2 separate regions of the Homo sapiens genome follow, and region 2 is linked to region 1. A link is a contact called in ENCODE Hi-C or POLR2A ChIA-PET data. All regions are on one chromosome and are shown on one strand. Each heading gives the region's core, a stretch centred on a gene start or an enhancer-like site at or near the end of the contact. The rest is flanking DNA. Distances are from core to core; before and after follow the strand shown. Region 1 overlaps RPTOR (regulatory associated protein of MTOR complex 1). Region 2 overlaps RPTOR (regulatory associated protein of MTOR complex 1).

What was found. Hi-C counts contacts between places; a loop is a spot of excess contacts on that map. ChIA-PET counts read pairs that join two places held with the same protein, here RNA polymerase II (POLR2A).
Region 2: a map of PC-9 shows a loop between it and region 1 (2.1-fold over the local background). The contact joins two enhancer-like sites. A Hi-C loop is called at or near these places in 1 of 168 maps with a recorded cell type or tissue (PC-9). POLR2A ChIA-PET finds 5 or more read pairs at or near these places in 3 of 52 experiments (Panc1, T-cell and activated CD8-positive, alpha-beta T cell).

What each region holds. Positions count from the first base shown.
Region 1 is chr17:80,618,674-80,621,534 of GRCh38, forward strand. All of the region lies in intron 1 of RPTOR (regulatory associated protein of MTOR complex 1), which reads left to right. Among named protein-coding and RNA genes, the nearest start is that of RPTOR, 75 kb to the left of the region's middle. RefSeq lists a silencer at 1,283-1,483. Within about 2 kb of position 1,363, at least 5 of the 41 ENCODE cell types and tissues checked have a DNase peak (open chromatin) inside an H3K27ac peak, as active enhancers do; they include PC-9, where a contact is called at or near this core.
Region 2 is chr17:80,759,166-80,762,026 of GRCh38, forward strand. All of the region lies in intron 6 of RPTOR (regulatory associated protein of MTOR complex 1), which reads left to right. Among named protein-coding and RNA genes, the nearest start is that of RPTOR, 220 kb to the left of the region's middle. RefSeq lists enhancers at 1,869-2,861, 2,364-2,413. Within about 2 kb of position 1,451, at least 12 of the 41 ENCODE cell types and tissues checked have a DNase peak (open chromatin) inside an H3K27ac peak, as active enhancers do; they include PC-9, where a contact is called at or near this core.

The DNA of each region.
Region 1 (2,861 bases), core at 113-2,612:
AGTACTTAAATCTAAATGAGGCCTCTGGCTCAAGGTAACGAGCTGAGCTCATAGATTCAAGCACCTCTCCCCTCATTCCCAATTCCCATTGAAATGAACAAAGGAATATAAAAATAGAGAGTCTCCCAAGCTAACACAGTTGCTGCTGGTGATGATGATCTTGTTTTGGACTGCAGGTTTTGGTTGCAGAAATTCAGTTGGATGTGCTTCCTGCGGGTTTGGTGCTCACTTTGTAGCAGTGCTTGGGGATGGAAGTGAGGGGCAAACTGGCTTTTCCTTCTCTTGGACAACTTGGTTACCCGCCTCCCCTTCCCTGCGAGGTATATCTACTCTCTTTGCTATGTGTTCTAGTTTCTGACTCTCTTTATAAATTATGCATTTGTGTAGCTTCGGCTTTGCTCCGAGTTTCTGCTTGATGCTGTGAATCCTAATGAGCGCTCCCGGGAATTGGGTGGCTCTGCCTTCAGACAAACCAGGGGATAGTGAATGTTGTGACCTGTGTGGCCAGCCCCAGTCTTGCTTTGTGTTTATTTTCCACAACTCTCAGTTGTTGATGTTGGGAGGATAAGTGTGAGCCACACTCTCAGTGTGGGGGACAGAAGGCAGTGATTGGGCTGCTGAACATGTTTAATTTCTTCATTCTGCATGGTGACTTAGGTGTCACTGCACGTCAGCCTGTGAATTTATACCCAAGCTTGTTTGTGCCACCTGATCACCTGTATCTTTTTAAATATATATGATTTTATCCAATCAGTTATGAAGGAAGACTCTAGTAAGGAAATCCCTTGTGATTTGCTTTGAATTCTTTGGGAGGTGACAGGCGTTAATAGGTTTTTCACCTGTGAGGTGACATGCTCTGAGCTTACAGGCCTTCGAGTGGAGGTGATCTGGTCTGCAGGCCCTGTGTGCAATTCTGAAACCCAGAAGCTCTGAACGCTGGATTATTTCCACAGCTCATTTGGTGGCAACGCTTGGCCTGAGCTGGGGTGAGACTGGACACTCTTGATTGATTCCATGGAGAGTGGAAATGTTAACGTGGTGAGTGTTGGGTGCTGCTCCAAACCCTCCTGGGTGTGTTAACCCTCCTGGGTGTGTTATGTGAGATGGGGCAGAGGGATCACATTATCCTTTCACCAAGCTGAACACTGTGGAATTTCAAAACCAAGCTGGCACCAAAGGAGCATCAAGAACACTGCCCAGGCTGTTATAATAACATCAGGACCCCACTGCTTGACGGCCCCCAGCCTCTCCCACCTGGAATCCAAAGTGCCGTGGAGATCTTTGAGCCGGGGCACAGGATCCTTAGGCGTGTGCTCCAGCCTTTAGTGGGTGCCTCCAGGATGGCTGGGAAGACCAGTCATGAGTCAGAACTTCAGAATCTGAAAAATCCTTAGCACCTGAGAGGTCATCTGTCTCCACCCCCTCACTTTAAGGATGAGGAAACTGTTCAGGAGGGATTGAAATTTACCGTCATGTCCAAGGCCATGCATTGTTAGTGAGCATTTATAGTTTTATAGTTTCTCAAAATGATACTCTTTTCAAATTCAAAATTAACCTATGGGGATATAACGATGTCATCTTAAATTACATTGCATTGGAGGAAAATGTCTTAAAGTCAAAAAACTTATGTAATATTATGCAGTTTTTGGCACATTAAATTTGATAGCCCTTACATTTTAAACATTCTGTAACTGTTATTAAAAAACATTAATCAAGAGTTTTTGAAACGAGGTTGCCATAGAAATGAAAATACAATGCCAAAAAGACATTTTAGGTATAGCTAAGAATTTAAAAACTTACTAAATTTGAGGCCAGGTGTGGTGGCTCACACCTATAATCCCAGCACTTTGGGAGGCGGATGCTGCCAGATCACCCGAGGTCAGGAGTTCAAGACCAGCCTGGCCAACATGGCGAAACCCCATCTCTACTAAAAATACAAAAAGTTAGCTGGGCATGCTGGTAGGCGCCTGTAATCCCAGCTACTTGGGAGGCTGAGGCAGGAGAATCGCTAGAACCCAGGAGGTGGAGGTTGCGGTGAGCCGAGATCGTGCCACTGCACGTGATCGTGGTCAACAGAGCAAGAGTCTGTTTCAAAAAACAAAACAAAAAACTTACCAAATTTGAAATTAGGCTCACAGTGTTAAAATCTGCAGAGGAGCAAGACGTATTTTTTTTGGCTTAAGGATATGTGATAGTACTGTCTTTTGCCCAGTTTTGGAGTTAAATTGGTAGCTAGATATTAGAGCTAACACGTTGTTCTAGTTCATGTGTGAGTGTATTCGCGAGGTGCTTTTCTTGTTTTCTTTAAAAGTATAATGCAGGATGTAGGGTTAGGTGTGTATTGTATAAACAAGATGAATGAAATTAATTTATTTCTTGTCTTCATTCTTGTCTTTGTATAGTGTAGCTACTTTCACACATTCCAGCTGAGGGCCATGCCTTCCTATTGCTGGCCTGTAAAGAAGTCAGAAATGGTCTCTCTAGGTAGCATTTGGTGAGTCAGGAAGACCACACTTGCTGACAGGCACAGTGAGGTGAGGCCCCTAGCCATCCCATGGGACTAAAGGATGATTCTTGGGCTTCTATTAATACTTTTGTGTAAGGGACTCAGAGATCTTCAGAGATACTTTTATAATTAACTAGAGCTACTCATTTGACTGAGAATGTTAAATTTTAAAAATTTAATTAGCTGCATTTGTAGAGGTGGAGGGAATATGACTTGTCTAAAATGACAGCCGAGGTAGCAGAAATAGGAATCAGTCAGAGGTGTTGGGAATGCCGTATCACCGCCCTGTGTCGGCCTCTGCCGCCTCCCCAGCCCCGAGACGCAGAGGAGGAAGCAGACCCAGCAGCCGCAGAGC
Region 2 (2,861 bases), core at 201-2,700, 140 kb after region 1:
GGAACACAGGGAAACCCCATCTGTAAAAAAAAGTAAAATAAAGAAGTATGCTTTCACTCTGAGGGCTGCTGGCCTCGTTATTTCTAAAATGGGTGCCTGCCCTCTGAGTAGGGAATGTGCTTTCTCTCTACCAAGGCATGATGTGTCATCCCAGTAGCCCCTGAAATCCTTGTAGGAGTTAGGACATAGTCAGATTTTTAAAAGTAAGCATTTAGTAGGAAGTGCAGTGAAAAACAAACTGATACAGTTACCATAAGAGGGACTTTGAAATCAATATGCCACAGTGGCAGACAGTGGTCATCAGATAACCACTGCCTGGAACAATTGAGCGGTGTCTCAGGTGGCGGCTCTTTTACAATAAACTGCTTTCTCCCATATTGAAGTGCTGAAATTAGGTTGAACATGACATTTTGCTAGGTGTCTATGGCCTGTGAGTGGTAATGGACTATATTCATTAAAGAATTATCAAGTGAAATGTGTAGTTTTGTGTGAGCTAAGTTAAAAACCACCAGGGTTTTTTTTTTTAATGGAAGAGTGAGATAGTTTGTCAGACAGTAATTACGTATGTTTTTAGGGTTTTAGTTTTATTTTTTCATTTTGAAAAGTCAATTTTTCTAATTAAAAATGAAAGATACATTCTTTTCAGAAAATTACTAAAAAGTTAAAAGTAGAAAAAAATCATCCAAGATTTTACCATCTAAGGACAACTAGTGTTCACTTTTTGATGTATTGCCTGTTGGTCTTTTTTCTGTGCATGTACATTTTGCACTGATGTAAGTGGACAGAATTTACGATTTCATATCCTTAACCCTTCGCATTATACTAGAGTTCCCTGCCCTAGATCATTAGAGACTCTTAGTAAGTATCATTTTATATTTCACTATGTTGAAGTTCCATGTTTTATTTAGCCGGAGCGTAGGGCTTTGGGATTTAGGCGCCAGGAGTATGCGGGTGGGAAGGTTCAGCCTGGCACTCTGATGGGAGTCGGCAGACCTGGTTCTGTGAAGGGGCAGACGCACTTGGGTTAGGCTTTTCGGGCCACACAGTCCCAAGTCTGCTGTTGCAGCACGAAAGAGCCACAGGCAATATATAAACAAATGAGCATGGCTGTGTTCCAGTCGAGCTTTCTTTTTTCTTTTTTCTTTTTTTTTTTTTTGAGACCGAGTCTCACTGTTGCCCAGGCTGGAGTGCAGTGGCGTGATCTCGGCTCACTGCAACCTCCACCTCCTCGGTTCAAGCGATTCTCCTGCCTCAGCCTCCCGAGTAGCTGGGATTACAGGTGCCCACCACCACGCCTGGCTAATTTTTGTATTTTTAGTAGAGATGAGATTTTACCATGTTGGCCAGGCTGGCATCAAACTCCTGACCTCAGGTGATCCGCCCGCCTCAGCCTTCCAAAGTGCTGAGATTACAGGCACGAGCCACCGCACCCAGCCTCAGTCAAGCTTTCTTTAAGGAAACAGGCAGTTGGCCAGATTTGGCCCAGGAGCTATAGCTTGGCACTTCCTGCTCCAGAAAAGGGAACTAGGATTGGGCTGCAGATGACGGCTGTGCGTGTCTGCCGGTCTGCAGGTGACCTGGAGAAGGGCGATGCTCGGGAAGGTGGATTCCCTCCCTCCCTCCCTTTACTATGTAAATAAGAGAAACGGTTTCTAAGCACGCTGCCCTCATTATGCTGGCACAGCTGCTACAGAATGCGGTGTGCTGGGTAAACAACATACAGCTTTGCTTCATTTGGACAAAATGTGTACATGTGTACTTGGTGGCAAGCGTATTTATGAATCTTATTTGATGATGAACTTGTTGGAAGACATTGTTCTCTAATTTTTTTTCATTTTTGCCTGTCTTTTTCATTTTTGGAAACTGATTTCAATAATTCCAAAATGAGCAATGACATTACTTTCCACATAAATGATTATCTTACTCACCATATACATCAATACACTGTAAGAATCCAAAATATATTTTTTCCCTTGGCTGTTTTCTACTTCTTTGATTGAGTGGCATAATATCATTTTAGATTTATTACGCGTCTATTTGTATACTACTGAAAATTATAACCCAGTGGGACTTCATTTGCTGTGGGACTTGCTATAAAACAGATTGATGTCTATTGCACTGTGCTGCATGCACTAGTATTGTCTATTAATGAAAATGATAAACATTATTTTGGATTGAATAGAGGTCAAAAAACTTACTTCCTTTCTTTCAATTAAGTTGAAGGATTTCCAGGACTATAAATGTTAATGATAGAGCATTAACGTGTATTTGTCAGCGTGGAAAGTTTCGCTCCTGCATTGCCCGCAGGAGACGGAAGATGCATGGGTTTCCTGGCGCGCAGGTTGGGTGGAGGCTCAGCGTGGCTCTGTCTGGCCAGGCTAAGTGGTTTGCAGTGCCTGTCTCATTTCAGACATTTGCTGTGACATTTGCTTCGTATTTTTTCCTGATGACTCAACCAAGAATCATTCAGAATTACCTTTAGAAACATAAATTCTTGTGGTTTTGATGATAGAGTTAACCATGTGTTCTCCAAGGAGTCTTCTAAAATACATCTGCTTTGCCAGAGAACACACTTTCTTCTGCCCGTTCAGTGCTCTCGGGTCTTTTGCCGCTTCCTTTCAACAACAGTCCGATGACTTTGTCTTCCTGCATATGTGCGAAGGGAGAGGAGCTCACTGGTCCTCCCAGAGGGTGAAGTAACCGGGACACATTATTGAATAAAATGCTCTTTTGTAGTATCCCACTCTGTATCTTAGACCTTAGTCGTAGGCAAGTTTAATTTGGAATTTGCGTCTGGAGAAACGGCTTTATGACGTTTCCAAGTAGAGCCTCAGTATCATGGATCTCACACAGTCCCCGCG